Regions from separate parts of the Homo sapiens genome. Here region 1 is linked to region 2. A link is a contact called in ENCODE Hi-C or POLR2A ChIA-PET data. All regions are on one chromosome and are shown on one strand. Each heading gives the region's core, a stretch centred on a gene start or an enhancer-like site at or near the end of the contact. The rest is flanking DNA. Distances are from core to core; before and after follow the strand shown.

Region 1 (6,897 bases), core at 2,254-4,753, 280 kb before region 2:
TAATAATTACATGTAATATATGTATATAAGGATTACATTATGAGTTAAGGATTATGAATTAAGAAATAGTTTTATTTCTTAAGAAATATTTTAATATTTTAAGAAATAAAACTATTTCTTAATTCAACATCTGCATTTTCTTATAAACTTTTCACAAAATTGTTGCCAATGAAAAATCTACATTGCAACCATATTCACATCATAATTTGTGTTCCTGGTTGAATAACCAGATCCATTTTCATGAAGTAGCCTGAACATCTGTTCCCCACCATGAGACCAGGTGGAGCTTTGGAGAGCAATGAATGTCACCTCTTAGTTGCACGTTATAAACTAATACATACTAAGCGTGCTGTTTGTCTGCCTTTTCCTTTCTCCAAGTATCTGAGGGCTTCACGTCATATCCAGGAGAAGTGGGAAGGAATTGTTCAAAACTTTTATTATTTTACACAGGAAATTTTAAACATTTAAAAATAAGCATATTTCATACTTTGATTTGGATACTACACAGGCCACTTGGTTACTAAGAGTGACTTTCTTTGAAACTCTCTACCCCCCTGGGAGTCCGCAACATGATTCTTTAATTTCACAAATACTTATTAAGCAACAGCTATCTGCTAGGTCCTGGGGATTCCCCGAGGAAGAAGAGCGATGCAAACCCTGCCCTCATGGAGCTTATATTTTAGCAGGAAAGATGAACATTAAGCAACAACAAAAACAAGTGTTAATTTATAACTATGGCAACTTCTGTGAAGGACAAACACAGCAGACTTATTAGAGGGGATGGCAGTATCAGACCTGGTGTGGGTAGGGCGTCAGGGAAGCTAGCCCTAAGGAAGCCACGTATGAGCAAGGCTTATTCTCCCAACATGCTCTTACTATCCTTCTCAGTCTGTTTAATGAGCTCCTCTTCCTCCACCAGCTCCTTCTGTGTTGGCATTCCCCAGAGAGCTGGTCCAGCTTACCGTCCGTCTCCCAACACATACTCACCCTAGTGATTTTATCCATGATCATAATTTCTACCACTGCCTTCCAGTTTGTGACCACAAATTATATACCTCTGGTCCAGGCCCTCTCCCTATCCCCACCAAGCTTCAAACACATCTTTGACTACCTGTTGGAATCTCCTGAAGGAGACAGACACGCCTCAAACTCCATACGTCTAAAACGAGCTCACTGACTTCCGCCAAACCAGGCTTTTCTTCTCTAGTCTCTGTCCTGTGACCATGGCCTCACCATCGACCTGGGAGCTTCCTGTGTCCTCCCGCTTTTTTACTCTTCAAATCCAGTTAACCACCAAATCCTGCCAAGTTCATTTCTTACATCAGGGTCAAATCAGTCCCTTTCTTTCCATCCCTTCTACAACTGCCCTCGTTCAAGTGGCCTCCATCTCTTGCCACCACCATAGCAACCAGCAACCTAGCTGGTTTTCCTGAATCTAGTTTGATGCCCCAACGCTGTTTTTCACAAGGTCAGTGAGTGATTCTCTCTGAAATGCCACATCCCCCACCAGCTCATGTCGTTTTACTACATCAGCATCACCCACAGCATTACATCCAAGTTTCATAGCTTTTAATAACCTGCCCACTTCCCACTGGCTCTCTCCATCCTCGTGTGGCATCCCACATTGGATGTCACTCCAACAACACTGCATTGACAGAGCTTTTCACCCACACCTGGCTATGTCACATACCGGCACCTTTACTCCTACTGTCTCCTCTCCCTGATGCCTCCTCTCAACATATCTTTGACTGGTTACGTCATAACCCTCATTTAAAATGCAGCTCAGCAGCTTCCTTTTCCAGGAACCCTTCCTGGATGGCCACCACAACCTGGCCATCTTAAACAGCTCCCTCCTGTCTTCTTTAACCTGCTATGCATCCCTGCATGTTGCATAATGATTAGGAATTAGTCTTTTTTGTACGTCATTATCTCCTAGGGTTCACATATGATGTGTTTGAATTCCCAGAGCTTAGCATAGTGCTGGACACACAGTAAGTACCTAATAAACATCTGCTGACTAAGAAAACAAATAACCCAATTTAAAAAATGGGAAAAAGACCCGAATAGACATCAAAAGATGACATACAAATGGCCAACAGATATATAAAAAATGTTCAACATCACTAAACCTCAGGGAAATGCAAACTAAAACCACAATGAGATATCGCCTTACACCTGTCAGAATGGATGTTATCCAAAAAAAAAAAAAGAAAGAAAGAAAGAAAGAAAAAAGAAAACACGTGTTGGCAAAGATGTGGAGAAAAGAAAACTCTGATATACTGATGGTGGGAAATAAATTAGCACAGATATTATGGAAAACGGTATGAAATTTCCTCAGTAAATTAAAAATAGAACTATAATATCATCCAGCAATCCCACGACTGGGTATATATCCAAAGGAAAATGAATCAGTATGTCAAAGAGACACGTGCACTCCCACAGTCATTGCAACATTCTTATTTACAATAGCCATGACAGGGACTCACCCTAAGTGTTCATCGATGGATAAATGAATGAAGAAAGTATGGTACGGATACACAGTGGAATAACGCTTAGTCTTCAGACAGAAGAAACTTCTATTTGTGACAACACAGGTGAACCTGGAGGGTATTACGTTAAGTGAAATAGGCCAGGCACAGAAAGACAAATACTCCTTGACCTCATTATATGTGCAGTCTAAAAAAGCAGAGAGTAGAATGGAGGTCACCACGGGCCTGGGGCGGAGGTGGGAGTGGGGGTTGGGGAAAGTTGGTCAAAGGATATAAAATTTCAGTTAGACAGGAAGAATAAGTGTAAGAGGTTTATTGTACAACATGGTGACTATAATTAGTAATAATGTATTGTATGCTTGAAAATTGCTAACAGAGTAGATTTTAAGTATTCTTGGCGAGGCATGGTGGTTCACACCTATAATCTCAGCACTTTGAGAGGCTGAGGTGGGAAGATCACTTGAACCCAGGAGCTTGAGACCAGCCTGGGCAGCATAGCAAGACCCCGTCTCTACTAAAAACACAAAAATTATGTTTTTGTGATGTGCACCTGTAGTCCCAGCAACTTGGGAGGCTGAGGTGGGAGGATTGCTTGAGTGTGGGAGGTGGAGGTTGCAGTGAGCCAGCATCACACCACTGCACTCCAGCCTGGACAATAGAGTCAGACCTTGTCAAAAAAAAAAAAAAAAAAGTATTCTCACCGCAAAAAGAGGATAAGTAGGTGAGGTAATGCATATATTAATTAGCTTGAGTTAGCCATTCCACAGTGCATACAGATTTCAAAACATCATGTTGTGCACCACAAATGTATACAATTTTTATTTGGCAATTTAAAAAATAGTAGCAGTTATGAAAATATTTGCTGAATAAATGAATATGTGGAATACCAGGTGTACCAGTCTACCGAGCCTTACCCTAAAGCCGGCTCATTCATTAAAAACCTACTGTGTTCAACGTGTTCAGCTGCTGGGTTGTGGGGAGGAGGTGGAATACAGAAATGAGTAAGACAGCCTGAGCCCCGGAGGAACTCACTGCCAAGTGGCAGAGACAGGTATGTAAACAAAAAATTACAGCATGATGTGATAAGTACTATAATAGAGGTATGCACAAAGTACTAATGGAGCCTAAATTATCCTGCACATTATTCTGTCATTCTAAATATATGGAAGATTGAGCTAACGATGAATGCATTGAGTAAGTCATGGGAAACTCCAGACACCACGTAGGAGAAGATAAGGATGAAAGGAGTCCCACAGTAAAGTAGTCATGGCCACCGGCACAAATAACAGTTTTTCCTGGTAAAGATATAACCCATTTCTTGGCCAGTCACCAAGGGATAAGGTACAAAACGCAGGGAGTCAGGGCAAGGGGCTTGAGTCCAAGCCTGTATATGCTTCAGGACCTGGAGCTGATCAGCCATCAGCTTCTCTGGGGTGTTAATTTCCTTCGGTATGAAATGGGGTTCAGGGAACCTGCAACAGTGACTATCTCATGTCCCAAAGCTGGGACGCCAACTGAACTAAGGGAGCAACTGACCAGGGCTGGCCTCTGAAGAAATGCCCCAACCCCACACAGATTCACACACCCCCACACACACCATGGCGCCAGCTGCAGCGGGAGGGGTTGGACGACACTCCTAGGTGACGTCTGCAGGTTGAGCAGCGATGAGCAGGAAATAGGGACACAGGGCACAGAGTCCTTGAGATTATGGTGAACAAGTCTGCTGAAGTGTGGTTTCATTTTGACACAAGAGAGGGGTTCTCCAGCTGCTGTTGCTAAACAAACAGCTAACCAATATAGCTCTCAGATGTTAAACCTGAAGACAAGGCAAGTCGGCGGGACTTGTACTTGTTCCACCTACCCTCGTAATGTGCACAGAGCCCGTCTCAGATGGCTCATTCCCTTTACAGCTGATCTGTACTTCCACAGTTCTTACAGAACTGTCTTACCTTTGCCCATCCTTGTGCTAATAGTCCCATCATTAAACTCTCAGCTGAGGGAAATGCCTTTTCCTATTGGAACCTTCACTGATGCAGCCAATCACTATGAGCTCCTCCAGGGGTGTCTGATACATCTCTGTGCCCTCAGCACTATTCATGGTAGCAGGTAAATTATAAATGCTAATAGAGATTTGTTGTTTGCCCAACTATCTACCCCAACAGTAACATACTTAGGAGTCCAACTCTCCCCCGGGGCCCGAGCCATGACCCCAGCACAAGCAACCTTAATAAACAGCTTGCCCCCGCCTTCCTCAAAAAATGAACTTCTCTCTTTCTAGGACTGGCAGGTTTCTTTAGGACATGGATTCCCAACTTTGCCCTCCTGGCTCAGCCCCTCTGTGAAGCAGCCAAAGGCCCTCTCAATGAACCCCTAAGCCCCACACACAACATACTTCCCAGTTTCCGTGGACTCCAAACCACTCTCGTCACTGCACCTGCCCTGTCCTTACCCGACATCTCCCAACCCTGCGTTCTCTATGCCACCGAAAACCAAGGAATAGCTCTCGGGGTCTTAGGGCAACAAAAGGGAAATCCTCCTTCCTTTACCCCTGTGGCATACCTCTCAAAACAAACAACACTGTCAGAGGGTGGCCAACCTGTCTTAGAGCATTAGCAGCAGTGGCCATTTTAGCTCTGGAAAGTAAAAAACTAACATTCAGCCAAAGCACCACTGTCCACAGCTCTCACAACTTACAGGATCTCTTCTCCTCCCGGGTGTTAAGCTCCCTCTCTCCTTCCGGAATTCAGTCACTGTATGCCCTCTTTATTGAAAATCCTGAATTCAGCCTCACCAAAAGCGCACCCCTCAACCCAGCATCCCTACTCCCCATATCCTCTTCCCCTCCTACTCATTCTTGCACTGACATTCTGGATCGCCTGCAGCCACACTTCCCTAACATCTCCTCCGAGCCTCTCACTAACCCAGATGACCAACTATTCATAGTTGGCTCATCTTCCGGAGCCCCCGTCTCTCCCAAAATTGCTGGGTATGCAGTAGTTACCTTAAACCATGTAATTGAGGCTAAAACCCGACCCCCAGGAACCTCCTCCCAGAAGGCACAACTCATAGCGCTCACCAGAGCCCTAACCCTCTCCAAAAACAAATGGGTCAACATATACACAGACTCTAAGTATGCCTATCACATTCTTCATTCCCATGCAGCCATCTGGCAAGAGAAAGGATTCCTTACCGCCAAAAGAACCCCCATTACTAACGGCCCCCCTTATTTACCAACTCCTTCAGGCCGCACACCTCCCAACTGAAGCAAGAGTCATACACTGTCGAGAACATCAAGCAGGATCAGATGAAATCTCAAAAGGAAATAGAAAGACCGACGAGGCAGCAAAACAGGACTCCCTTTCTCCTCTCCCTGCCCCCATCCTCCTTGTCACCCCAGCAGTCCCGCCCAGATACCCTCCCACTGAAAAGTCTTCACTACTACAGCAAGGAGCCTCCCTTCAAGGGGACTGGATAATCAAAAATCAAAAGCCTGTTCTTCCCCAAGAGCAAAGCAAGGAAATTCTAACACCTCTTCACCAACCCTTCCATATCAGTGCATGCCCCCATACCTACTCCTTCGCCCTTGTTTCTCCTCCCCCCATCTATTCATCTCACTAAAGGACATAACCTCAAACTGTCGTATATGCTCTGTTACTTCCTCCCAAGGGGCCCTCTGCCCTCTCCTCATCCTTACATACCAGCTCAGAGGAACACTCCCAGGGGAGCACTGGCAAGTAAACTTCACCCACATGCCTCCCGTCAAAAAATCTAAATATCTTCTTACCCTCGTAGACACTTTTTCAGGTTGAGTAGAAGCATTTCCTACCCCTTCAGAAAAAGCTGCAGAAGTCTCTCAAATTCTCATATCAGAAATTATCCCTAGATTTGGTCTCCCGAGCCCCATACAATCAGACAATGGGCCTAGCTTCATCTCCCAAATTACCCAACAGGTCTCCCCATCCCTTGGCGTTCAGTGGCGCCTCCATATCCCATATCAGCCCCAGTCATCTGGAGAAGTCGAGAGGGCAAACGGAATTCTCACAACTCAGTTAACCAAACTCACACTTGAGATCAAAAAACCTTGGACCTCCTTTTTACCCATAGCGCTGGCTCACATCAGAGCCAGTCCAAAAGCCCCCTCCTTCCTCAGTCCATTTGAGTTAATGTACGGACGCCCTTTCCTCTTACAAAACAGACTCCCTCCTAACTCTCAATTAGGAGAGTACCTCCCAACACTCTCCCTCATCCGTCATCCCCTCCACGAACAAGCAGACCAGGCCCTCCCAAAATCCCACCAAGGCCCCACCGACCAGGCACTCCTTCCTGGAGAATATGTGTTCCTAAAAACCCTTACTTCAACGAGTCTCAAACTGAAGTGGGAAGGCCCTTTCCAAGTCCTTCTCACTAC
Region 2 (6,857 bases), core at 2,763-5,262:
GTAGGTTAAACTGTAACCAGAAATGACTGTGTTACTAACCTGGTATCATTGTTATACAGATATTACAGAGTGGTGTAGCTGGCTAATAGAAGAAAAACGAAACAATGAAAGTTAGAAGATTTTTTTCTGCATAAAATGTAGAAGAAAATCACTTGCATGTTTTGTAGATAAAATGCTTATATCTGAAGAGATGAATTTTGAGAATTTTGATCATTGTTATAGTATATTTTATTGGAAATACTTTTATATCAAATAGAAAATTGCTAACAAGTTTATAGTATGATCATTTTATGGCTTTTGTTGACATAAGTGGTAAATTGAATATGAAAATTATATTTGTCTTTTGTTTTCTTGTGGATATCATTGTGGATATTGCCTTTGTTTAAAAATAAATGTGATTGGTAATTTTAACTTAAACACCAAGCTACAGTTTAAAAAAAATTTCTAAGTAAAAATCTATTTCTCGTGAGGAAATCCTATGATGTATTAAATTTACCAAATATAAAGAAACTTACTTGACTTCTTAGTTTTCTGATGAAATTTGAATGAGAGCCAAGTATTAATATTGTTTTATAGTAGAGTCAAAAATAGTTTAGGTGAAATAATACATTGTCAGTTTGTTAGTCATTGACTGCTTAATGCATATTACAACTTATTTAAAGAATAACTAGTTGCCTAAGTCAAATCTGTGAAATGAATGCCAAATCTTTTCTTTTTAAAAGTATAGTGTTAGGTAAAATCTAGGTGATGGTGTTACATAGTGCCACTGAACAAATTTGTAGAATGTTCAGATTTACTTAGAATTTACTTAGAAATTATTACATTAAGTTAAAATATTTCAGAAATTACTTAATACATGTTAGAGATTATATATATAAAACTATTCCTTTAATGATAACCTTATTTGGCTTCCTAAACCTTCCATTTCTTTTTTATTTGGAATATTGTATAGTAAGTCTAAATTTCTTTACCTTTTGAGTACGATATTTAAATGTATAAACATTTATGAGTTATTAGATACAGATATTGATGTAATTAAACATTTCATTATTTTTCTTAATTTTTAAATTAATTCTAAGTTACATCTATTCAGCAAGGAAGCCAAAATTGGTTTTCTTTTTTTCAATTGCTCGTGCAAGTCAAAAGGCTATGGGGAATAAAATATTTGAGTATTTGTTAGACAATAAGAAGTAATCTTTAATGAGTGCCAGCTACATGCCGAGTGCTACTCTAAATATTCTTATTCTTGTTTTTTCTGAATCTCATGCAACTTTGTGAGGTAGGTACCATTTTCTCACCCATTACAGATGAGGTAACTGAGGTTTGGCTTATAAGTAACTTGCTCAATGTCATAAAGATAAGAAAGGGATAGACCAGGATTTGAACTGAGAGAAGTTTCTAACACCCACACGTTACTGTCATTTTGCGTATTGAAAGTATAGTGTAGTCTGGCATAGTGGGAAAAGCTTTCTGTTCAGGTGTCCTGGGATGGAATCCCAGCTTTCCTTGTCTTAGCTGAGTGACCGAAGTTACGCCTCTTCATGCCTTAGTTTTCTCACAGGTACTTACTAGAAGAATACATGTGAGTACTTTCATTCTTGTGCTAAATGTGAAGACTCCCCTGTTAGTAGTAGTTATTGCTAACACGTATCATTATTCATGATTTAAAAATATAATATGCTAATCTAAATTATGTTTTACTCTTTTTGGAAATAGTTAATAGAATAAAAGGAGGAATAAAGAGGATATGATTAAAGTAATATTGAATGCTTTTCAGTTATCATTAAAATATTTATTGATTTCTAGCAGAGTTTTTCAACCTCAGCTCCATTTATGATTTGGCCTAGATAATTCTTTGTCTTGGGCACTGTCCTGTGTGTCACGGGATATTTGACAGACTCCCTGGCCTGTACCCACTAGATGCCAATTGCAGTCTTCCTCCCTCAGTTGTAAACCAAGATGTCTCCAGGCATTTCCAAATGCCTTTTGGGGGGCAAAATCACCCCAACCTAAAAACCACTAGTGGAGTTATATGGCATTAAACAAGATTGGGATGAGGACATTGGTGGAAAGTGGGGAGGGAGGAGCTGGCTCATGTTGGCAGGTGTGGCTGCACGTGGAAGGTGGGTTGGAAGGCAGGGAAGGGCAGGAGCAGATGCCATGCAGAGGACTGCAAAGAGGCAGAGGCAGATGTCTTGGGGAGAGAAGGGGCTTGGATCTGGGTGGCTGAAGTGGGCAGCTTGGAGAGGTTTTTGGAGGAAGAATCAGAGGACTTGGGGATTGCCAGAGTATTACACATTTGACAGCACTTAATAAAGAACAGTGAAGGTTTTGAGAGGTGGTCACTGGGCAGTCTGCAAGACTGACTCTCCAACCAAGTGAAACCTCTTGTGTACCAGCTTCACCATGCATGAGATTCACATATGTTTCTTAGTGGTAAAAATCATTGCATGTCCTAGACCTTCCTGAGCACTGCAAACCTTGGGTCTTAAGTTTGGGACTGCCAAGTGACTCCCATATTTAAAACTTCCATGATTTGCCTTGGTTTGAAGATTAGGTGTGATCTTGGAAAATGAGAGACCTCAGATTTTGGCAAGGAACATGCCTTGGTATAATATATAATATTCCCTCTTCCTGGATTCTTGCCAGGTTGCTTGCTCCTACCCAGGTTTCTGGCCTTGACCCTAGAGCTTTCTTCTCTAATGCATCTACTTGTAAACTAAATAATTCATTGGACACCAAATAAATTTTTTTTAATGTATTGTGACTCAGTGTTTTTGAGTCACAATTTTGAAGTTTACGGATTTCTGGAAGCAATGCATCCCTATAGTGGGAACGGCATATGTATCATAAATTTTGTAAATGGTAATGACTAAAGTATTCCAGACTCTTTCTGTGTTACAACAGTCAGGGAAACCAGATGAAGTTTCTTTCTTTCTCAGCAAATAACCTCAGCAGGCTGTTTTGGGAGCTATTTCAATAAGGTCATCACAAGCAGAACTTAATGATCGTTTGTTAACAGCAGTGGGTGACATCACCACGAATTGTAATTGCAACTTAAATGATAGTATTATAAGGTACTTTTTAGTGTTCATTATTTCAGTAGTGGTGATAAAACCTTTTTTTATTCTGCAAAATTATGCTGGTGAAATTGTATGTATCTGCATGTGTCTGTCTGTGATTTCTACCATAGTAAAATGAAACTTCAGTTTTGAGCCAGAACTGAGAACTCTTGGTTCTTAGGTCTAGCCCAAGAGAAGACAAAAGGGAAGAGAAGGGAGAGGCTACCTTTCCTGACAGCTTCATGGAGTTTTCATTTTTTGTGTGTCCCCTCCCCACGCCGTACACACACATATTCCCATTACACTTCTGTTGATCAGTTAGATCAGTTAGTGGCTGCTCTGTTTTTCCCTGCAAAAGGAATTTTTCAATTTGATTTTCCATCCCGATTTCCCAGTGGGCCTTCATGAAGCAGTCAAGACATTTTCAGTATGTTCTTTCCCTCCAACAGATGTGAATCCAGCCATATTGAGCATATGCTGTGTTTCTAGGGCTGTACACATACTGTGGGGTTGGCTCTTCTATCTTCAGGTTGCTAAAACATCTCAGATGGAAAAGAGATTCACACATAATAGATAATTTAAGGCCCAAAAAAGACCTAAATCATGGTGGACAAATTGGATGCAACTAAATGCCAAATTGTATGAACTAGGTAAAGGTCTGTGCAATGTATAGGGAGGCAAGAAACTGTTACTTTCCTGGAATCATTAGTAGGTGTTTCTGAGAGTTGGAGTTAAAGCATGTCATGAAAAACTGGTGAGTTGTGGATAAATGTTGGGACCTGGGATAGGAGAATAACTATGATAGATTCTGATCATGGCGTTTGATATTAGAGGGTGATGCAGACATGAAACAAGCAAGGTCACACACATACATTTAACACAAGAAGAGGTGGGGTGCTGTTGGTGCACACTGGAGTGCTCCCAGTTAGTGTCAGGAGAGAGCTTCAAGAGCATGTGACATTGATGCTCACACATGAAAGATGAGAAGTTGCCAGGTCAGGCAGGACGCCCTTTTGATACACACATAGAATACAGGGATGTGGCATAGAGTATCACTGTACCAGCAACTTCCCGTTCTGGAGGCAAATCTGCCTGGGTTCAAGCTGGTTCTTCCCCTGACGGGCTCTGTGAATTCGCTTCTGTGTGCCACTGTTTGCTCCTCTGGAAAATGGAGGTGAAGGGTGGTCTCCTCCCAGGTAGGTTTTGTGTGTGTGTGTGTGTGTGTGCGTGTGTGTGTGTGTGTGTGTGCATTGAATGGTTGTTACAATATAATAACTGAAAAGAGCTCTAAGTCCAGTTTTATTTTAGTGTGTTTTTGCTGTGATTTGCCTAACTTGGTTTCTATGATGCAGTTAGCTTCTGCAAATGGCAGAGCTGATAAACGATTAGAAAGCTATTTTTGGTTTGACTGGTTCAGATGTAGATGTGAAGTCCTCAGAACAGCACTCAGCACACAGGAAGCTGTTACTGTTGGATATCCCCCAGTAGGGCCTGAAGTGCGAGGGTGCGGCTGTGAGTAAGGAGAATGAGGGCTTCCCAGGCAGGTGTAAAGGAACATTGGGGAGGTGATTCTCATGAGAAGGAACACCATGAGCTTGAGGCAGCAGTGGGGGAAGGCAAGCTGTGTGCTGTGGGCATCCCTAAAAGGCAGTGTTGTTCATTCAAGAGGAGAATTTTCAAGGGGAGCGATTCTTACGCTGGATGGGAACAGATAGCTTGTGCGCTGTTTCCATTGGTTTTAAGAGCTGTGTGCGTGTGTGTTAATTCTGTGTTTTGCTGTGTATTTTACATGTATCTTAGGGAGTTTAAGAAATAGTTAATCTTGTTAAGTATCCAAATAATTGCATGATGACCATCCCTCTTGTGCTACCACATAATAACTGAAAAGAGCTTTAAGTCTTAAGTTCAGTTATATTTCTGTGTGTTTTCACCATGATTTGTCTAACTTAGTCTCTTTGTTGCAGTTAGCTTCTTAGGCAAATGGCAGCAGCTGATAAATGATCAGAAAGCTATTTTTGGTTTGACTAGTTCAGATCCATACATATGAAGTTACAAGCTTAATTACTGTTATTTTTGGCCAGAGTCCTTGGAAGTGTTGGACTTAGCCAAGTACTTCCTTTGTGAAAGAAATGACACTTGTTCATTGTTTGAATTGTGATGATTTCTCAAAGCATATGAATTTTTTGACTGCTTAGATTATGAAGATTTAGATGGGGAATTTTGTGCATTATAAATTTTATCATAAATAAATATTTGTTCGGAACCACTTTAATGTATGATGGGCCCAATATTATCATTGTCTTCTCTGAGCTATTTCTTCAAGGTAACAGTGAAAACGAATAACTAGAAGGCATTATGTTTATATATAATGGGATGGTGGATATATTTCAAACAAAGACACTGTGTGTGTGTGTGTGTATATATATATACACACACATACACTTTATTATATATACATACATACAAAATATATGTACTGTTATTTAGTTAGGCTAATGGCTTTGAACAACAATAATAATAGTAATGTGGATTCCAGATAATTTATTTTCCTGAAATATAATTTAGTGTATTTTCATCAGCAGATTTGGTGGTACATTTTCTAAGTATTAGTCTTTGGAAAATCCGTTTAGGGAATATATCTCTGAATGTGTTGGCTGGTTAGAGTTAGTGTTAGGGATAGGGTTAGGGTTTAAGTTTAATTAAAAAACTAACTTTTAAATAATGATTAATTATTAGTATTATGGATCTTGCAGTTGACTACCTATAAATTTCTTTATGTTTTAACCATTTTCTATTTTTATTGAAGTGTATCACTTAGTAGTTACTATCATTTACATTTAAAATTGTAGCATGGAAAATTAATAATTGGAATGTTACATATTTAATCTATTTCTGTGAAACTACAAAAAATTTGTGAACTTTTCTCATGAATTCTTTAAAGGAAGTTGACTGGCCGTTTAGCCATTTATTTTACAGAAATAATAATAAGGACTATTTAAACAATGTAGTTAATTTTAAAGTTTTTGAGCTTGGATTTTTTTTTTAAGGTATATTTTTCTTGTGGTTATAAAATGTTAATTCTTCCCTGCTTTTGAGTAGGCGCCAATGGCGTAGAATGGTTTGGATTTATTGCATTTATCTGATGCCAAGCTGGAGATTATTGGGTGCCCTGCCTGCTGTGTGTCCAGCTCTGTGCTGAGGACAGTGGTGAGCAACTCCTGCTTGTGTCCCCAATTCCTGCCTGTCCTCCCCAGACCATGCACTCCATGGTCTGGTGAGGGGCTGTTATGATGAAAGGAAACAACTGCTCTGGTAGGGAAGGGAAGGTATTAGGTTATGTGGGGTACAAATCAATGGCCCCCAATGTAGTCTTGAGGAATTGTAAGATGTTAGGGTGTTTGTTGGTTTATTTTGATGATAATTCCCAAATAAAGATCATATCTGTAGTTGATGACTAAAGCTGTTAGATTTTATCCATTGTATTCATTTTATTTTTCTCCCCTCTAAGACCTACTTATATTTTTCATACCTTTTTAATTTCTGATTCGTGCTGGTGAGGGGGCTGTGCTTTAGAAGAGATGCAGATTTTGAGATGAAAGAGCAGACTTCTTAACTGACCTCAGAATACTTTTTTTGTTTTTTGAGATGGAGTTTCGCCCTCGTTGCCCAGGCTGGAGTACAGTGGCACGATCTTGGCTCAGTGCAATCTCCGCCTCCTGGGTTCAAGTGATTCTCTTGCCTCAGCCTCCCAAATAGCTGGGATTACAGATGCACACCACCATGCCCGTCTAATTT

What was found. Hi-C counts contacts between places; a loop is a spot of excess contacts on that map. ChIA-PET counts read pairs that join two places held with the same protein, here RNA polymerase II (POLR2A). Pooled maps may share reads with other maps.
Region 1: a pooled map shows a loop between it and region 2 (4-fold over the local background). The contact joins two enhancer-like sites. A Hi-C loop is called at or near these places in 9 of 37 single-sample maps with no recorded cell type and 6 of 50 pooled maps. POLR2A ChIA-PET finds 5 or more read pairs at or near these places in 3 of 52 experiments (GM12878, activated naive CD4-positive, alpha-beta T cell and activated naive CD8-positive, alpha-beta T cell).

The regions. Positions count from the first base shown.
Region 1 is chr6:11,782,093-11,788,989 of GRCh38, forward strand. No RefSeq gene overlaps it. Among named protein-coding and RNA genes, the nearest start is that of ADTRP, 6.7 kb to the left of the region's middle. Within about 2 kb of position 3,504, at least 4 of the 41 ENCODE cell types and tissues checked have a DNase peak (open chromatin) inside an H3K27ac peak, as active enhancers do; they include GM12878, where a contact is called at or near this core.
Region 2 is chr6:12,061,404-12,068,260 of GRCh38, forward strand. The region is part of intron 2 of HIVEP1 (HIVEP zinc finger 1); the gene reads left to right. Among named protein-coding and RNA genes, the nearest start is that of HIVEP1, 53 kb to the left of the region's middle. Within about 2 kb of position 4,013, at least 3 of the 41 ENCODE cell types and tissues checked have a DNase peak (open chromatin) inside an H3K27ac peak, as active enhancers do; they include GM12878, where a contact is called at or near this core.